3 separate regions of the Homo sapiens genome follow, and all the other regions are linked to region 3. Evidence: read pairs that join two places in POLR2A ChIA-PET (ENCODE). Cell type or tissue: MCF 10A. All regions are shown on one strand. Links, peaks and the distances in the headings refer to the core of each region. The heading gives the core; the rest is flanking DNA.

Region 1 (6,461 bases), core at 473-5,472, 170 kb before region 3:
ATTTATCAATATCATAAGTTTACAAGATGAATCATCTGTCTGAAATGGTGGGCAACTGCAGCTGCCAACCTCAATCTACAGACTGTGCAATTCAACTTTTATATCAAGCAATTCAGCTTTTTCTTGTAATGTCATGACCTTCTCTGCTTCCTGGGAGTACTACCAGTATCACTAGCAGCACTTTGTATGGGTTCCATGGTGTTATTCAAAGTTTACAATATTACACTAAACATGATGAAAAATACACAACAAGCACGAAAGGTAACTTTTTATTGTGATATGAAATTTACTAGAGATGAACTGCTCCCGTGGAGATGAATAGCCTCACACAGCATTTTAAGTTGATACAACACTTGAGCTCAATGCAATAGCAACAGAAGGTGGTTATGAAATTATCACAGTAGTACAGTATGTACTACAGTTAATTTTATGCAGTTATGATTTAATACTGCATTTTTACATTGGTTTACATTTCTCTCGACTGAATGGTACCATGCACAGTCTGTGTTCGTAGGCGTAAGTTTTAATACATTTTAACTTTTTATAATAAATTTGGGCATATTTTATGGTAGTAAATGATAAAATAGACTAGTAGCTACATATATGTTATGCATTTGTAACATATCTTTTTCTTAATGTTTTGATATTTTTAGAATATGTGGTTTCTCTGCAAGTTTTTTCAAGCTGTCAAAAATCTCCAAAAATTTTTTCAATATGTTTATTGAAAAAAAAACCCTCATATAAATGGACCTACACCATTCAAACCCATGTTGTTCAAGGGTCAACTGTATTTCTAAAAATTAACACAAGTTAATCAGGGAAGAAAAGCAAATTTAAAAACTTTGAAAAGAGAAAACATCATCATTCTGGAATCAATTACTTCCCAGAAATTTAAAACACATTCTTATAACTCTTGCAATAGTCATTTTTACGAAGGAACTAAAATGATTTATATATTTTTAAAATCTCAGTAGCTCCTTAGGAAAAATGCTTATCTAATGCTTATTTCTTCCAAAGTGTGAAAATCAATGTATGTTACATTTTCCCTTTCTTGGTTGGAAGCTTGATCCTCAAGAAAAGTGGCTTTTACGAGCCCAAGTTTCCAAAAAGACAATGTTACAGCCAAAATAAACCTCGCGACTTGCAAGACAAGTTTGCTCAAGGAGCAAGTTTTTATCATCGTGTGACTAAGTTAAGGATCAATTTGTCTCTATCTCATTTTCAATAATAGTTTTGACCCAGGTGTTAGATTAACCATGGACTAAGGTGCATGATTCTCCTGAGCTCTATGACCACGTGTCTTCACATCTTGGAATGAAAGTGAAGGAATTCCCTAAATCAGGAATACAGCTTCAGTGCCCCTAAGAATAACATGGAAAATTTTTTTTTAATGTTTAATTTGAGGCCATACCTAGGTATTGGGGTAGATTACAGAAATCCATTTTATGAATGAAGCAGGCATCTGTGTGGTCAACAGATAACATATACATATTTCCTGGTTGACTTCTATTTTCCTGGCACCTCTCTGGTTTAACATGTGTCCCAGAGTTATTGCTGTTGTTGCTTTAACAAAAGATTATTATTATTAGCTGCGTTAAAATAAGCCAGGACTGGTTTAGTGGATAACTTTGAAATAGGACGTAGGACTCGACTCTGGAGGCAGGGCTCAGACACCTGACCTAATTGAGGACTAGTTAAAACAGGGATGGGGTGGAAACACCTTTCCATATAAGACATGCCCACCAGTGTGCCATGTCAGTTTACCATTGCCATGGCAACACCCAGAAGTTACCACCCTTTTTCTAGGAATTTCTGCGTTAATCGCCTCTTAGTTTGCATGTAAATTAAAGTGGGTATAAATTTGACTTCAGAACTGCCCTCAGCTACTACTCTCAGCACACTGCCTGTGGAGCAGCCCTGCTCTGCAGGAGCAGTCACAGAGCTGCAGGACTGCTGGAGCTGTAACTCCGCCACTTCAATACCTACCGCTGGCTTGCCCTTGAATTCCATCCTGGCTGAACCCCAATTTGGGGATCATCTGCCCTGCATCAACTTTGTACTTCCATATTGTAGCATAGTCTTCCCTAGTAGTGTGTGAGATACATGTGCCATAAACAGAGTTCAACACTTAACAAGTGGTTAAGTCTGAGCTATCAGTGATAACTTCTTTCACCTTTCTTAAACCTTTCTTAAGGCACAGGTAACTAACTCCTCCATTTTAAGGATAGCGGCATATCTCATGCTGGCTTGAAAAAACAAAGTGTGGTTGCATACGGTGACTTAGGACAACTAACTTTTCATCCCAAAGGATGTGGGAGAAATACTTGTTGCTGCTGTCCCTGGCACCCATCTGGTGTATGAGTCAGTTGTGCCTTGGCCCCAGGTGGGGCCTGCAAGATGATTAAGGCACAAGGCTGCCAATCTGCCAGACAGTGGGGTCAGTGTGAAATGTGGGAAATTAGAAACGTGGTGAATGTGAAATACATGCAGGAAGTGGAGGCTAAGCATGCCTACCATAAAGCTTACACAAAGTAGTGTGAGCAATCCTGCTAAAATGGTTTTGGCATATACTAGATAGGGTAAATCTACAACTATTTATTTACCCTATCATTTGGTAACACTTTTCAAAAATGTTGTGATGAACTCTCTCAGCAACAAAGAGCTCAAAAAACAAAACAAAGCAAAAAAGCATGTTTAATGAAATTTCAAATGCAGATTTCTCATTTCTAAATAAAGTTGACGATGAAATATAACGTGCATAAAATATTTGCCAACATTTATCAGCCTCCTTGGGGCCTATAGTAATGAAAATTAGAAGACATAAATATGTTAAGGAGGCCCCAGAATTTACTTCAAACCTTAGCTGTTATTTTAAGCTTTTCTTCGACAGGCATGAAATATGAAGCAATAGCTGCTAATATATTTGGTTTAATTAACAGAACTCTGCAAACAGCTCATGATTTCTGTTTTATGTGTCACCAGCTGCTTCAAATTAAAATTTAATTAATTCCAATAATTGTTCAATATTTTCATGAAATTCAGTGACTCAAAGCTTTTGAAAGTTCATCTGACTTTATTGTGTCTGCTATTGCAAATTCAGTGACAAAATTTGTGAGGATCATATAAATACAAATTCTGGTGATGCACACATTATATTTATTGTCAATTAGTTTATTGATAAATAAGAAATCTATAAAGCAGAAATGTTCTAGAAAACTTTTAGAGAAACGCTATTATTAAAAACAAAACTTGGAACCAAGCCAGACATGGGAGAGTGTCTGTAGTGCCAGGCGTTCAAGAGGCAGAAGCAGAAGAATTTCTTGAGCCTACAAGTTCGAGTCCAACCTGGACAACATAGTGAGACCCTGTCTCTAAAAACAAAACAAAAACTTGGAAGCAAAGAGATATTAAAATTTATCCTATAAAAGCAAGGGAAGACTTGAGTGAATAAATAAGGAAAGCTTAATCCATTTACAGTGTTTAATTTTGAAATTCTATAATTGTGCCTTAGAATATCTACATTTCTGGAATAATCTTTTGATGAAGCTTTTTGTAAAAACAATTTCATAAATTTGTATTCTATGCCAGAATGGAATGAAACTGCAAAAACTAATAATTGTGAAGCATCTATATACAAAATATTTTAAAGTATGGAGACAACTTACTAACAAGTTTTGTCTTACAAAACTATTAGTTAAAGACATCTACTCTGAATGGAGGCAAACAGGAGGTATCATATCTGGGAAAATACTTATGCTGAAATATTTACACATTTCAAATAAAAAGAATAATATTGAGAATTTCCTTCATTTAGCAGAATTTGTTCTGAGCTTACCATAAGCCTCACCACCTGAAGAAAGAGTAATTTCTCAATTGAAAATATTGTAAGCTAGATGGTAGAGTCAATTGAAAAAGAGTATAACAGGCCAGGTGTGATGGCTCACGCCCATAATCTCAACACTTTGGGAGGTCGAAGTGAGCCGATCACTTGAGTCCAGGAGTTCTAGACCAGCCTGGGCAACATGACAAAACTTTGACTGTACAAAAAATATAAAAATTAGTTGTGTGTGGTGGTGTGCAACTGTAGTACCAGCTACTTGGGAGGCTGAGGCAGGAGGATCACTGGAGCCCAGGAGGTCAAGGCTGCAGTGAGCCGTGATTGTGCCACTGCACTCCAGCCTGGAAGACAGAGTGAGACTCTGTCTCAAAAAAAAAAAGTAGGCGATTTTATGAAGAAAATTAAAATGATAAGACCACATTAAAAAAAAATACACTCTGTAGAAATATCTCAGTAAGAGAGTATTGGCAAAAAACACAGCTATTCAAAGTACTTTATTTAAAGTACATGAATATGGGCCGAGCGCAGTGGCTTATACCTGTAATCCCAGCACTTTGGGAGTCCGAGGCAGGCAGATCACCCTAGGTCAGGAATTTGAGACCAGCCTGGCCAACATGATAAAACCCCATCTCTACTAAAAATACAAAAATTAGCCGGGCATGGTGGCATGTGCCTATAATCCCAGCTACTCAGGAGGCTGAGGCAGGAGAATCGCTTGAACCCGGGAGGCGGAGGTTTCAGTGAGCCGAGTTCACACCACTGCACTCCAGCCTGGGTGACAGAGTGAGACTCCATCTCAAAACACACACACACACACACACACACAGAGTACGTGAATATGTACCAACAATTATTCTGTTTGTATTATTTTTAAATTCAGGTAATCAACATAAACATTTCAAAACTTTAATGTACATGAGTTACATGTTTTTAAGAGAGATTTATATTTTTGAAAAAAAATTTTTTTTTTTGAGACAGAGGCCCGGTCAGCATGTGGAGAAGGAATGTCACAAGAACTGATCCTCTGAGCTGTAGTTACAGGGAAGGTGCTCCTTACCTTTAATGTATCACCAAATGAACAGACAGCAACTTTTGTGACTTCCTAATACTCCAGTCCTTACTTCTCAAACCAGAAAAACCCTAGACAAATATCTTGCAACAATTTACTTCTTTCCTCTTTGTCCCCAGGGGAGTCCTGACTCTGGTTTCTTTATCCTCCCAATCCTAAAACTACTTCCTCTTTTGAATAGTAATCTACCTTCTGAGGTAAACTTACCTTATAGTAACTTTATAAGCTTTTATTAGCCACAGGAAAGGTTACACACTGAGGTGTTTTTTTGTTTGTTTGTTTTTTGTTGTTTTTTTTTTTTTTTTTGAGATGGACTCTCACTTTGTCACCCAGGCTGGAGTGCAGTGGTGAGATCTTGTTTTACTGCAACCTCTGCCTCCCAAGTTCAAGCAATTATCCCACCTCAGCCTCCCAAGTAGCTGGGTTACAAGCGCCTGCCACCATGCTCGGCTAATTTTTTTTTGTATTTTTAGTACAGGTGGGGTTTTGGTATATTGGCCAGGTTGCTCTCAAAGCCCTGACCTCAAGTGATCCGCCTGCCTTGGCCTCCCACAGTGCTGGGATTACAGGCGTGAGCCACCATGCCCAGATATTTTTGTTTTTGTTTTTAATTCTGTGTTGAAAATAGAAATTTAGGAAATTTTGAGAGTAGATGCAATATTTGATCAGTATCTGGGGCCTGCCTGACTTCATAGGAATCTAGTTCCCAATATATCCATCAAAAAAGCTGAGCAGGGACCAGGTGCAGTGACTCATGCCTGTAATCCCAGCACTTTGGGAGGCTGAGGCAGGTGGATCACCTGAGCTCAGGAGTTCGAGACTAGCCTGGGCAACGTGGTGAAACCCTGTCTCTACTAAAAATACAAAAATTAGCCAGGCATGGTGGGGTGCGCCTATAATCCCAGCTCCTCAGGAGGCTGAGGCAGGAGAATTGCTTGAACCCGGGAGGTGGAGGTTACAGTGAGCCAAGATCATGACACTGCACTTCAGCCTGGGTGACAGAGCGAGACCCTGTCTCAAAAAAAAAAAAAAAAAAAAAAAAAGCTAAGCATTGAAAGAACACCTAGTTCAATGCCAGGCACATAGTGAGTTTACAACAAATATATGTGAAATTTGTGAATGAATGAAAGAACTCCCAAATAGTTGAAAATCATCTAACTGTACACTTTCAGCTATTTGGTAAAAGAAAGTTGTCAGGAAATGAGAAGCAATAAAAAGTTGGTGGATAAACATTTTTCTTTCTGCCTCACACTGTATTAGTCCGTTTTCATGCTGCTGATAAAGACATACCAGAGACTGGGAAGAAAAAGAGGTTTAATTGTACTTACAGTTCCACATGGCTGGGGAGGCCTCAGAATCATGGCCAGAGGTGAAAGGCCCTTCTTACATGGCTGCCACAAGAGAAAATGAGGAAGATGCAAAAGTGGAAACCCCTGATAAAACCATCAGATCTCGTGAGACTTATTCACTACCATGAAAACAGTATAGGGGAAACTGCCCACATGAATCAAATTATCTCCCACTGGGTCCCTCCCACAACACATGGGAATTATG
Region 2 (6,461 bases), core at 482-5,481, 160 kb before region 3:
CCTGTTACCCAGGTCCAAAAATTGCTTCCACATTTTTGGGTATCTTTTCAGCAACACCCCACTCCTGGTACCAATTTACTGTATTAGTCCATTTTCACACTGCTGATGAAGACATACCCGAGACTGGGCAAAAAAAGAGGTTTAATTGGACTTACAGTTTCATATGGCTGGGAGGCCTCAGAGTCATGACAGGAGGCAAAGGCACTTCTTACATGGCGGCGGCAAGAGCAAGAGAAAATGAGGAAGATGCAAAAACAGAAACCCCTGATAAAACCATCAGATCTTGTGAGATTTACTCACTACAAGAACAGTATGGGGGAAACCACCCCATGATTCAAATTATCTCCCGCTAGGTCCCTCCCACAACATGTGGGAAATACAAGAGTACAATTCAAGATGAGATTTGGGTGTGGACACAGAGCCAAACTGTATCACCCACCCTAGAGCTCAGTGGACAAGGTGAAATGCAAATGAGCCACAAATAAACTGAGGCAATATTTCTATCTCTTTTGCTTGCTGAAAGTTGGAGAAGGAGGAGCAGCTGAAGGAACCCAGCTTTTCTCTCTTGGCTGGTACTAGAGAGAGAAGGGGTATAAAATTACCCCTATAGTTCCTTCTGGGAGAAATTGCTTCTGAGATTCTAGAACCAGAAAACATTAACACTTCAATATTTTAAAAAACAATGAAGCAACACTTTTCGGATTAGCATGACTCTTTGTTTGTTTGTTTGTTTGTTTGTTTGTTTTGAGATGGAGTTTCACTCTTGTTGCCCAGGCTGGAGTGCAATGGCACGATCTCAGCTCACCACAACCTCTGCCTCCTGGGCTCAAGCAATTATCCTGCCTCAGCCTCCCAAGTAGCTGGGATTACAGGCATGTGCCACCACACCCAGCTAATTTTGTATTTTTAGTGGAGATGGGGTTTCTCCATGTTGGTCAGGCTGGTCTCGAACTCCTGACCTCAGGTGATCCACTTTCCTTGGCCTCCCAAAGTGCTGGGATTACAGGCCTGAGCCACCATGCCCAACAACTCTTTAATTACCAGAGAAAAGTTGTTATTTAGTGAAAGTCAAATAAAACAGAATATATATTCAGGATATGTAAAGGTGACCTGTTAGCCATAGCAGTTGAGGAGTGATTTTTTACCTTCTAGATACCTATGTAGTCTGATAACCAGGAAGTAGCACAGCCTAGAGTGTAGGCATTAAACCAAAGACAGGTCCCAGCACTACAACTTGCTAGCTGTGAGGTGTTGGGCAAATTACTCAACCTCGCTTCACCCTTATCCAGCTAAGGGGGTTGTTCTGAGGATTATGTGAAATAATTTGTGTAAAGCTCTTAGCACCACGCTACATGGTGAGTACACAAAAGATAGTTATTGGTACTTACTCTCCTGCTCTTCTGCATAGGTTTTGTCATCTAATCAACTATGATTTCTGCTGGAAGAATGGAGGCAATTTGTATACCTCATAGCAAGTTCATAAGGTATATTAACCACAGGAAAGGTTATATGGTGAGTTGATTGTTGCCTAATTTGATGAGTCAGATTGTTTTCTTTTTTTCACTTCTGTGTTGAAAATAGAAATTTAGGTCAATGTCTTGCTTCGGGCAGAAAAGCATTCTTTTTTGGTTACCTGTCTAAAGTAAGAAAGTAACCACTCTTCATGTCTCACCACCTATCTAGACCCACAGCTGATGTTAATAGATTTCCTTTGGAAACTTGAAGCAGGAGTTTTAGGACAATATCTGTATATGGCCCTTAAACCAGGAAATGTAGATTAAAGTAGAGTTCACAGTCTTATCTCCAAGTGCACCCAAAATGAAAAATTTAAAAACCTAGAACACAGAGATTTTTCAGTTGAAATAATAGACAATTTATGTTTGTGGGCAGTTATACCAGATCAGAGTTCATTACTTCACTCAGCCCATGGTGCAATGTAAAAGAAAGCTTCACAGTGAAAGACAAAGTTGATGGGAATCTTGAGGATAGCTAGGAATAGCCAAGGTAGTCTTCCCATTAAAAGGAGCTAATGTAAAGAATTACTCAGTAGGTTTCTAGGTTGCTAATGATCATATAGCCCTCATTAGCAGTAAACAAGCGCCTATTTAATCAATCCAAGGTCTTAAGGTATTATGAACTCAAGAAAGGTGAATTGCCTGTTATTTCTACTAAGCAGCATAACTTTAACAAAGCTGATAGATTTTAAATGTTCCCAATCTTCTCTCTGGCTCATGAAACTGGGTGCTGGCTTAATAACCTTAGGCCATAAAGTACTGTAACATGTTGGCTCATGCTGGGTGGCAACAGGTTTGTTTTTCATGATTATGTAATCTGAATTCCTTTTCCAAGAAAGGATTTGAAAATGAGCTATTAAATTGGATTGCCAGCAAGCGTATAGTCGAAATGCACATGTTTGTTAACCCTGGTAAGCCCAGACCCTTCCTCTCAAACTGCCACCCCACCACACCCCTCTATAAATTGGTAAACTATAAATCGAGTGTGACCCATGAGAAATGTTATGCGGTAGCTTGTTGATGTATACATAAAGGCTGAAAATGCCTACTAAGAATTTTTAGAGAGGATATTTAATCTGCTCAGTCTTAAATAGCAACCTAATCAGCCACGCAATATGGGCAATTTGTACACTAGTACTCATATTAGATTTGCTTTAAAAACTAATATGTGTTAAAATGTTGTGCTAAGGTACAGACTGCAGCAACTTCAAAGGCTTGAGGTGCCAGGTAGGTATTTATTGACTAGAATGCTATTTAGAAGAGAGGTTCACATTGTTCTTAACTTCCAAGACAAAAACTTAAAACCACAGCAAGTAACTGCTTGGAGTTTCGCATTCCGTACTCCTGCAACTCACAAGCGAACTTCCTGTTCCTTCTTGGCTGGCAGACGTGAAGGCTAGACGATGATGAATGGTTTGATTCTTGTAGTTGGAGAATCTGCCATGGCTTTCAGCCCTTAAGGCTTTGTGTGCCAGGCCAGGTGTTATTAAAAAAAAAAAAAGTTCTTCGCAGAGATTTGGATTTCACTTGATGATAACAGAGCATGGACTGAGGCATTTGGGCAAAGATCATATCTAATAAAGATCCGCACACCCATGTACATCCCAAAAAGGAATGTTTCAGAACACTTGAGAAACAAACCTGGAAACCTTTAAACATTACCTGGAATCTTGTTAGTAGGTTTCAAGAACTAAGAAAAAATAAGAAGAATGGAGGGTGGGGAGAGGAAGAGAAAGAGGAAGAAAAGGAAGAAGATGGCAAGATTCTTGGGCCAACATGTTTTTCTTTTTCATGGGGGAAATGGCAGAGTTTTTCCAAGTGAGAAGATAATTCTGTGCTTTCCTTTGCAGCTTGTATACATGGACATATGTTTTTTATGAGCTGAAAGTTAAATGCTAGGATTTCCTTCATTGCCTTCACCAGCTAGTGCTATATTAAATGGATCCTAGGTCAGAACCTACTAGAAACCGTGGGTGAGTGGGATAGGTTGTAATGCCAGCAGTGTGTGTGTGTGTGTGTGTGTGTGTGTGTGTGTGTGTGTGTGTGAGAGAGAGAGAGAAAAACAGGAAGAGAGGGAGGTAGAATTCCAGAACTGGTCCTTGTCTGGAGTAGCTATGAGTCTGCTTTGAAATTTAAGTGGAAAACAAGTTGAGAGAATACTAGAACAGTAGTTATTCAAATAGCAGGCTCAAATTAATTGCTTAGGAAAAACAGTTCACATTTTCTTTTCTGCCCCATCACTTCAGCAGTTTTAAAGATCTTATGGTGAAAGGACAGAATCTTGAAATTAGGTAATGGGGATAGGGCAGGTGGAGGGACAGGGGGAGCTGAATTTTAACTCAGCTGAATTGGGGACTAATTTCCTTGACAGTTCAAAAGTTCTTAATGAAGGCTTTCTGCCAGAAAGAACCAGCGCAGGCCACTACCCAGGCACGCTGAGGCCTGTTCCTGCCCCTCTTTCAGAGAAGAGGAGGCTTATAGCTGTCTCCTCTGAGGCAGCCCCTCCCTTGGGGAGGGCATTCCCTACCTGAACCTTCTGACCCTTCCCCAGTTCTCCATCACCACCACTGTGTTCATCCTGACTTTTATGCCTTCTTTCACACCCTGCTTGGAATTCTCTTTCCCCACCTCTCTTGAACCCAGCCCTTCACCTCCTTCCAGGCCCAGCCCAGGTCCTCTAAAAAGCCTCAACTCACATGGCAGTCTCCTCTCTGTAAGCCAACTTCAAGTTACTACAGTTTTCACTATTTCTGGTAGAAGCTTTGGGCTAGCTGGTCAACTAGAGACAAAGGCCTTTTCTTTCCTGGCTTTACTTTTTTCTTTAAAAAAAATCATAATTTTATGATCTCTCTGCCTGACTTTTATCATTGTTTACCGTACCCGCAGAATCTAACTGACGGACTTTTCACAGCTGTTGCGTCCAGGCAATATGTTATTTCAACTTCTCAATCTGTTGCACGTCAACCTAGGCCCATATTTGGTTTTTACTGAAGTTCTCTGACATTAGAATTTAAAAGCAATCCAAAAGAATGGAAGCTATTTCTCTGACCAGGACAAGACAAACCAAGGAAGAAATCAGTGCATCGAGGGCATATGATGCTACTTACATTCGTCTTCTCTGAGGGACATATGCAGAGGATTCACGGAGAGGGACTTTTCAGAAATGTGCTCCAAAAACAGTAGGGAAAACCCTTTCTCTATTGGCAAATGATGTTTTAAAGTCTTTTTCGAAGAAACAAATGTAGAAATGTTTTTCTACTGAGGCCTCCTTAAGTTTTAAAATCTCCTTTAAAAATAATACAGGGAATAGAGCTTCCAGGACAGAAATTATTCTTTCTCATGAGTGTAGACTTCTCTACCTAGGGAAGTCTAAAGGAAATTGAGTACAGTCAACCTGCAAGGGTGAGCAGAGATGATTAAAATGCACTGATAATTCAGAATCCCATTTCCACCTCATTAATTTCAACCTCTGTTCCCTTCTGTTGGTACTTCTAAAGATAAGAAAAGCAGACCAAATTGAAGATAATATCCTGTCACCACTCCTGCCTTCTCCCAACCCTGAGTGTTCAATCAGTTGGGTGGAAGATCATTATCAGAAGAAGGAGGCAAAGCAAGTGGTTCACATGACTGACAACCCCACTAGTTTCTCCCTCATCCCTTCACTGTGCAAAGATTGTAGATGTCACTTATTTAATATGGATGAGAATTAATGAAAATCATGTCTAGTCTTTGTCTGCTTCCAATGTGTCAATACCTCAGATTTTGCCATGTTTAAGAACCTTAGCGTCATTATGGCTAAAGAAGTCACCTGACTACAGTAAGTGAACTTCTCCATCTCCACTCTCCCTCCCATTATCTGGTAAGGGGGGAATTTTGCATAGCTTTTTGCAGGACATGCCTGTTAATTGATTGAGGCTCTGTCTCTTTCAAACAATGTTTTCCTCTGCCATTTTACAATGTGTACTCTTCCTATTATTGTATAAGAGGGAAAGTGCATCATTGTTCTATCATTATAGAAGAACTATTTTCTTGCAAGGAAAATTTCAGTATTCACGAATGCTAAATAACACATCTGGATGCTAATTTGGGGGAACTTCAGACATTAAGTATTCTGAAATAATCAGCTTCGAGTGCAAGACTATTTGGAGTTATAGGAATCCATGGTGAAGACAGAGGAGGAAATTAAAGCAAAGATATAAACAGTAGAGGCTAGAAGGAAAAGGAGTCACAGGAGGTACTTTTCTGTGAGTCAGAGTGAGCCTGACTCAAAACCGTGAACTGGACAAACATCTTCCCTTTTCCTTTCTTTACCAAGACCTGCTTAGAATTCCCAATGGCAGGATAACCATCACTACTACTTGTGGAGTTTACATTTTTACAGTGTTTGATGCTTAAACATTATATCTAATTGGCAACATTTTGGAATGGAAAAATACAGGTGAGGGGGAGTTTATAAAAGCAATTCCCTAGCCCAGAAAGTCTATTGCATGTCAAAAGTGTCTCAGTCCAGCCCTGGGAACAGTAATAAGGAAAATATTCTAGGCTCTTATCAAGATACTGATAGGAGGAAATAAGATGCATATGCCAACTACATAAAGATGGAAAAGAGTCAAATCTTTCTAGCAGAGAGTGATTGGCTAGCTTTATGTGTCAACTTGGTGAGGCTATAGTACCCAGTTTTCAATCAAACACTAATCTAGGTGTTGCTGTGGAGGCATTTTGTAGATCTGGTTAACATCTACAAGCAGTTGACTTTAAGTAAAGGAGATTATCTTGGATAATGTGGATGAGCCTCCTATAATCAGTTAAAAGGGCTTAAGAGCAAAACTAAGATTTCCCTGAGGAAGAGAATAAATTCTGCCCCATGACTGCAGCTCCTGCCCAAAAGTTTCCAGCCTGCCAGCCTTTGCTACAAATTTCAGACCTGCCAGCCCTGACAATGTGAAA
Region 3 (6,461 bases), core at 420-5,419:
AATTTGAACTCTAGAGGAGGGAAGAGCAGACCAGGAGCCGTGTGTGATGATAATGATTCTGCAGGTTGGTAGTTACAGCTTACAGAGTGCTTTCACTAACCTGTTTTTCAAATTAGGAAAGAAAGTTTTCTTTCTTACTCAGACCTCCTTGAGAGTAGGGGGAGAAGGAGTAATGAATAGTTGATATGTGCTATTAAATTTGGATAACATTTTTTATGATCGATAATATAGAAGCTGCTCAGTGCAAACAAGTAAACGCCTGTGTGTGATACTGACGATGAATTGCATTTTACTTTTTAAAAATCTGCATTTAGAAATATATACACATAAGGGCCCAGTTTGTACCTGCTGTTGGACATAGCCACTCCTTCCAGATGGGAGCCTACAATCAGAAACTCTGGTCTGTAGATTTTACTTCTATCCCTCCATCCTTCTTCGAAAATTAACATGTAGTTAAAATGTATAACTCAGTCTTCTTTCCCTTCCTTCTATCTCTGGGGCAGAAAAGTGAAATATCTCAGAGGCTGCTGCCAGGAGAAAAAACAGATCTGAATAACCATTGGCCACAATATGAAACATGTCCTGTAATAGGATTTTTATGGAAAAGTTTCTCATTTCAACATTTGCCTCATATGCTGTAGCTCAGACTGTCTAAGTAGGGGTGGAGAAAAGCTTGGTGATTGAAGCCCTTCTTTAGAAGCATCATAAAAATCACCGGGTAGTGGTGTTTTATTTTCACTTTTATTTTTAGACTTCAGTGAAATTGGTGGTTTGCCCAGAATGGGCAGGGATCAGATCCTGCCTTCATCCCTGTGGTTGTTCATGCCCAGATCTGGTTGTGGCCATGTCTTTAAGGAAGCAGTATTACCTTGGACAAGTCATTCTCCTCCCTCAACACAGTTGCCTTCTCTAAGAAATGAAAGGATTGGACTGGGAATTTAAAAATCCTTCCCTTATTAAATAGCTTAGGCTCCATCATGCTGCAGTGATGTATGGCCCCCAAGCTTCTGTGGCTTTCACAAACAAAGGTTTATTTGCTGCCCACCTGACAGATCCACTGTGGGTCGTCTGAGGCTCTGTTCCCAGCTGTCTTTGCCCAGGGCTCAGGCTCACTGAGCAGCCTGCCCTCCCTGCTCACTGCAGGCCTCAGAGCAAAGGGAAGCAGAGGTGGAGAACCGGTCACTGGCTCTGGACACTTTTGCTTGGGAGCAACAATCACTTCCTGCTTCCATTCCCATTTCACTGGCCCCAAAGCTAGTCCCAGGAGTAATGAGGTAGGCAGGCATGACCCTGTTGGGAAGGCAGCAGACATTTGGAACCGTGGCAAGGGCCCTGCTCCTCCTGTCTTCACCATCCTGTGACTTACGCTGAGCATGTTGCATCCTAGGGTGGTAGTATGACCAAAATCAGATGCCAAGGCTTTAACCGTTTTACATGGCTCTCTCCTGTTTTGGGCACGTCTGCTGAACTGGACTTGGAATGAAGATTTCACTTGTGGGGAGGGGTGGGTGAAATATTTTAAAAGCAACACGTACCCGGCCTCTGAGTTCCTGGTGCCTTATTTGTAGTTCTGTGGTAATACAGCCCATGCTTTCAGAACACCACACGGACCTGCTCACTCTGAGAAGCATGAACAGAATTGCAAGTAAAACACAGTTGCAGACGTGCTGAGATAAATTCCTCATACATGAATTTAAAAGAGAGCATGAAGATCTTAGCAATTCATCTCTAAATGTTGAAGATATTGTTATGGGCTATAATTTTGAAGGGATCCTTTGATACTCTGTCAAAAGTACTGAAGGCTCTGTTGATTTGACCCAACAGGGCATTTTTTCAAACTTGATTTTTCAAACTCCTATGGGAGGAAGTGACTTGGATAAGTCACTTATTTTCTTACCATCGGATGAGGAGATTCTAGATAGATGAGGCCCCCAGAGACTAGGTCATAGCATGTTAGTTCCCAATAGATAACACTGATTATTAGGACGCCTTTTTTATTTCACCCCGACAAATCTGTATTTAATAAAAAGTTAATCTTTAAAAACAAAATTTAAAAATTTGAAAATACAAAATTTTACCTTCATTCGAGAAGCAAAATTATGTTCACCAATTCTTAGAGGCAGAGCAGAATCCTAACCTAAAACCATTCATTGGGCCTCAAGAGTCAGATGGACTATTTCCAGGTCTTTGAATATGAAAAATATTAAAAAGTTTTCCTTGTGAGCTTGGATTTTCAAAGAGGATCTCTTTGGAAAGTTGGCAAATGCTTACTTTCCTGGCATGAAAATTGTTGTTTTTTTTTTTCCTTTTCCCCTCCACCCAAAGCTATGACAGGGTGGAGTATACTTCCATGAAATTGCATGCTTCCAAAATAGAATTCACTGTTATATTTTACTACTGTTATAATTGAATCGCTAATGAGAAATAAGCAAAGAGCAGGCATTCTAGAAATAGAATTTCAACTCCTGTTGTCAAATTTAGTCATCATATTCGATAGAATTATAATATTTTATAAAACTGCCTTTTGTGCAAAATTGTACCAGCCAAACAATTTTCAAAGTGGTTTGAATTTCATTCTCGTTTCTGCAGTCTTACACAGTAGTACCCACAATCTCGTGGTAATAGCACCCTATCATTGCTGCTGTTTAGATTCTCTCCTAGTTTGGATGGCTTCCAGGAGAGAGCCCTGCTTGCTTCAGCTCCTTATTTTTATATTCCAGCAAAATCCTACACCCAACCTACATGATTAGGAATGTTCCTGGTGTTCCTTGCTAGTGGATTGTGAGTCACTGTTTCCTAGGATAGAATGGATCTGTAATAGAACTTGCTGACACATTATACAAATGGTAGCTGTAGATGAAAGTTGGAAGCAGCAGATTTTTAAGAACTAGAGCTGTTGTTTTGGTGGCAGATTAATTGGTTACTGGTCAACTCCCAAAGGTATTCTCTAATAAATAATCTTAGCTGATCATTTTCATCTCCAAGGTAACAGGTAACAAAGCTCTACCTCTGGCAGATGATGCCAGGTTAACACCTTTTCAGATGTTTTACTCCTTGGTTCTTAATCACTGAATCCTTAGATAGTACACTAGACAAAAACATGATCACAGCGATCAAAAAGATATGTGCATCCTTGTAAGGTGGAGACTGTTTTAGCACTCTCCAAGATACTACTCAGCATCTAGCAGACTTACACCCATAGAAAGTGCATGAATGATAGCTATGGGTTAAAATATCTGTTTGTCTTTCTGGCTTGGAGAGCAGCAAATAAGTCAAAACCACTCCAGAAAGATGAGAAGGAATGAATGGCATGTAGATGAGATTCAAACATTTTATAATTAGTAGGAATCAGTGAAATTTACCATTCTTTTCTACCTTGAGATTTTGCTTTTTGTTTTGCTTCGTGATTTTTTCTAGCCCATATTAGGTTTGACTAAAAAGGATTTTTAAGTAACTCCCAGTGTTTGCCCTTCTGATTTGAGTATAGGTTTTTCCCACCAAAGAGTGGTATGGCTGTCTTTATCCTGTTTAGTACACCCAAGAGGAGAGAAGAAGGACTCTACTGGAGCATGCACGGAGCCCAGTTCCTTCCCTCAAACAGGCATTGGATTGACTGATGTGTAATGATGCCTGTGACATCAACATGGTAGAGCCAGCAGTAATTAGCTCTCAGCGCCGATTGCCTCTCTCCAGGAAAGTTGGGCTTTGGTTCACTTATGGGTTCCCTTGATTGAGATGCCAAAGTGAAGTTAAAATACAGAGTTACAGTTACCAGGAGCAAAAGGATTGTTAGCATTTACCAGGAATTAATGCTAGAGAAATGTGATTGTTGTCGTTGTGACTATGTGTTGAGAGTATGGGCAAAGGAAGTGGAGTCCTGGGAAATAAACGTCTTGAGTGAGAAGTTTTCTAAATGTTTTAGGTAATTCTAAGAGGGCTATTTTATTGGTAGGGAAACAGTACACTGTATTAGCTCCTGAGGGCACTTGTCTAGTCTGAGACTTGATGTGTTTGGGCACGATTCTGTCCATCTGTACTTTGCTGGTTTGAGAATTTACTTCAGTTTCGAAAGTTGCATCAGATTAGATTTTTCTGATTCACAGATGTGTAAGGTGAAAACTGTATTTGATTTTTTAGTGGAATTACAAATTATTTGGCCTGTTTGTGATCTGCCTTACCGAACTTTTGAGTTTGAAAGGTGATGTGTTTCTAGAATGCATTCAGGAACGCACACTGTTGAGTGTAGCTTTGGCAGTCGTGTTGTCGTGGGTCTCCAGGTGTGCAAAAGTATTTTCATTCTCGGATTCTGTTATGAGGACCTGGTCCTTATCAGTGGTTTATCCCGCTGGCCTACAAATAAGTGATGTGATGAGAATCCTCTCAAGCTCAGAATGAACAGGATGTGGCACCTGCTACATCAAACAAAGATAAACACAGGCAGAGGTCACTTTCCATCTTTTATAGAAATGACCTTTATCAGCATCACAGGCATGTCCTGCTGTGTACACAAGGTTTTACATCTAGAGGCATCTGTGTTGTGGGAATATATTCCAAGTATGTGTTTTTAAGGTTGTTTGTTCCTCTATTCCCATGAACAGATATCAGTATTACCTGCAAGTCAAAAAAGATGTGCTTGAAGGGCGATTACGATGTACATTGGACCAGGTGATTCGGCTAGCCGGCCTAGCTGTGCAAGGTAAGACATAGTTATGAGCAGCATGTGAAATTCCATTTTCTGTTTGATCATGGTGTTGCTGGCCTCTCAGAGTGAGAAGTTAGATTTACTTAAATGATCCCTTAGTAATGCTCCCTTTTTATTTCAAGTTATCTTACGTGAAAAATGCAAAGTTAGTGATTTTTGGTGGCTGGGTGGTAGATTTCTCAAAGCTGTTTGCAAACTGCTCATGCTTGTATAATTACAGTTTTATATGAGGAAATAGCAGCTTTTATTCTGCCTTTAATTAAGGCTACATTTCAGGGTTTGTGGAACATTTTCTCAGAATTATTCCAAGGCACAATGTGGTCATATTCTGTAGCTTGATGCTGCAAAGGTGTTACTATCACAACTTCTTTGAGTGTGATAGCTTTAAACATTATAGTATAATGCATTCTAATGCAATTAAAGAGGTAGATTTAAAATCCATGATTGTAACATGAAACAACAAATGTGTATTGGACTGAATTTATCTTTCAATCCATCCTATAAAGGTTTATATTACATAGCTGTTTTTTGCCTTCTCTAAATTGTTATGTGTGGGACTTTATATGTATATTTTATACATTATGGTTTATTGAGTGGTGGCTTAACTGCCTTCAGTTATACTGAAAGCAAGATAGGCCATATTGAAAGCAAGATAGGCCAGCGCGGTGGCTCATGCCTGTAATCCCAGCACTTTGGGAGGTCGAGGCAGGTGAATCACTGGAAGTCAGGAGTTCGAGACCAGCCTGGCCAACATGGTAAAACCTTGTCTCTAATAAAAATACAAGAATTAGCCAAGCATGGTGGCACACGCCTGTAATTCCAGCTACTCAGGAGGCTGGAGCACGAGAATCGCTTGAACGTGGGAGGTGGAGGTTACAGTGAGCTGAGGTCACACCACCACACTCCAGCCTGGGTGACAAAGCTAGACTCTGTCTCAAAAAGTAAAAATTAAAAACATTTTTTTAAAAAAGCAAGAAGATGGTAATATAGTTTTTGAAAAGAAACTTTTCCTTTTAGTCATTTTCTTGAAAACCAGCTTATCTGCAAGTGTGAGCCAGCCAGCAGCTGGGTTCTTCCTGCATGGACTGTTGTTTTAGAAGGTGTGAACTGACTTCCCATCCCAAACACTGGGCTGAATTGAATCATCTCAGATTTAAGTGTCTGAAGAGGCAGCCCTTCTCCTGACCTCTTTCATTCTGAAGTATTAACAACTTAACAATTTCTGTTAGAAGTGTAATTTCTATACAGTTAGCTTCTGTTGTAATTCTGTGGATGGAAACAGGCAAAATCTGATGTATCACCTCTGTCTGCTTAAAGACTGGAGGGGAAGAAACAATGGCCAGTTATGATAGAGAAATCAGAGGTAGCATTGTTGAAATAATGGAGAAGATCAATATGTCCCTCATTGTCAAATTGGGTCTTTCTTCTTTTAAAAAGCTTTCGTTGGGCTGGGTGTGGTGGCTTATGCCTATAATCCCAGCACTTTGGGAGGCCAAGGCAAGAGGATTACTTGAAACCAGGAGTTTGAGACCACCCTGGGCAACAAAACGAGACTCTGTCTCTACGAAAAAAGTAAAAATAAAAAATTAGCCCAGTATGGTGTTGTGCACCTATAGTCCCAGCTACTCAGGAGACTGAGGTGGGAGGATCGCCTGAGTCCAGGAGTTTGAGGCTGCAGTGGGCTATGATCAATTCACTACACCCCAGCCCAGATGACAAAGCAAGACCCTGTCTCTAAAAAAGTAAATAAATAAATAAA

What was found. ChIA-PET counts read pairs that join two places held together with the same protein. Peaks named below come from ENCODE experiments on the same cell type or tissue, not always from the same donor. Only the 100,000 strongest peaks of a DNase experiment are listed, where the experiment ranks them.
Region 1: POLR2A ChIA-PET joins it to region 3 with 54 read pairs; 6 of 35 experiments call an interaction of 5 or more read pairs at or near these places.
Region 2: POLR2A ChIA-PET joins it to region 3 with 29 read pairs; 4 of 35 experiments call an interaction of 5 or more read pairs at or near these places.

What each region holds. Positions count from the first base shown.
Region 1 is chr1:214,577,960-214,584,420 of GRCh38, reverse strand. No RefSeq gene overlaps it. Among named protein-coding and RNA genes, the nearest start is that of CENPF, 22 kb to the left of the region's middle. In MCF 10A, for the core only: no CTCF peak of the experiment used is centred there; a DNase peak (open chromatin) is centred at 2,410.
Region 2 is chr1:214,569,989-214,576,449 of GRCh38, reverse strand. No RefSeq gene overlaps it. Among named protein-coding and RNA genes, the nearest start is that of PTPN14, 22 kb to the right of the region's middle. In MCF 10A, for the core only: no CTCF peak of the experiment used is centred there; DNase peaks (open chromatin) are centred at 1,529, 2,289, 2,899 and 3,969.
Region 3 is chr1:214,412,864-214,419,324 of GRCh38, reverse strand. PTPN14 (protein tyrosine phosphatase non-receptor type 14) reads left to right here. Exons shown (of 19, transcript NM_005401.5): 4 at 4,599-4,696. It overlaps LOC124904508 (a long non-coding RNA gene), which reads right to left and starts at 2,167. Exons shown (of 3, transcript XR_007066875.1): 1 at 2,079-2,167; 2 at 346-1,620. In MCF 10A, for the core only: no CTCF peak of the experiment used is centred there; DNase peaks (open chromatin) are centred at 774 and 2,714.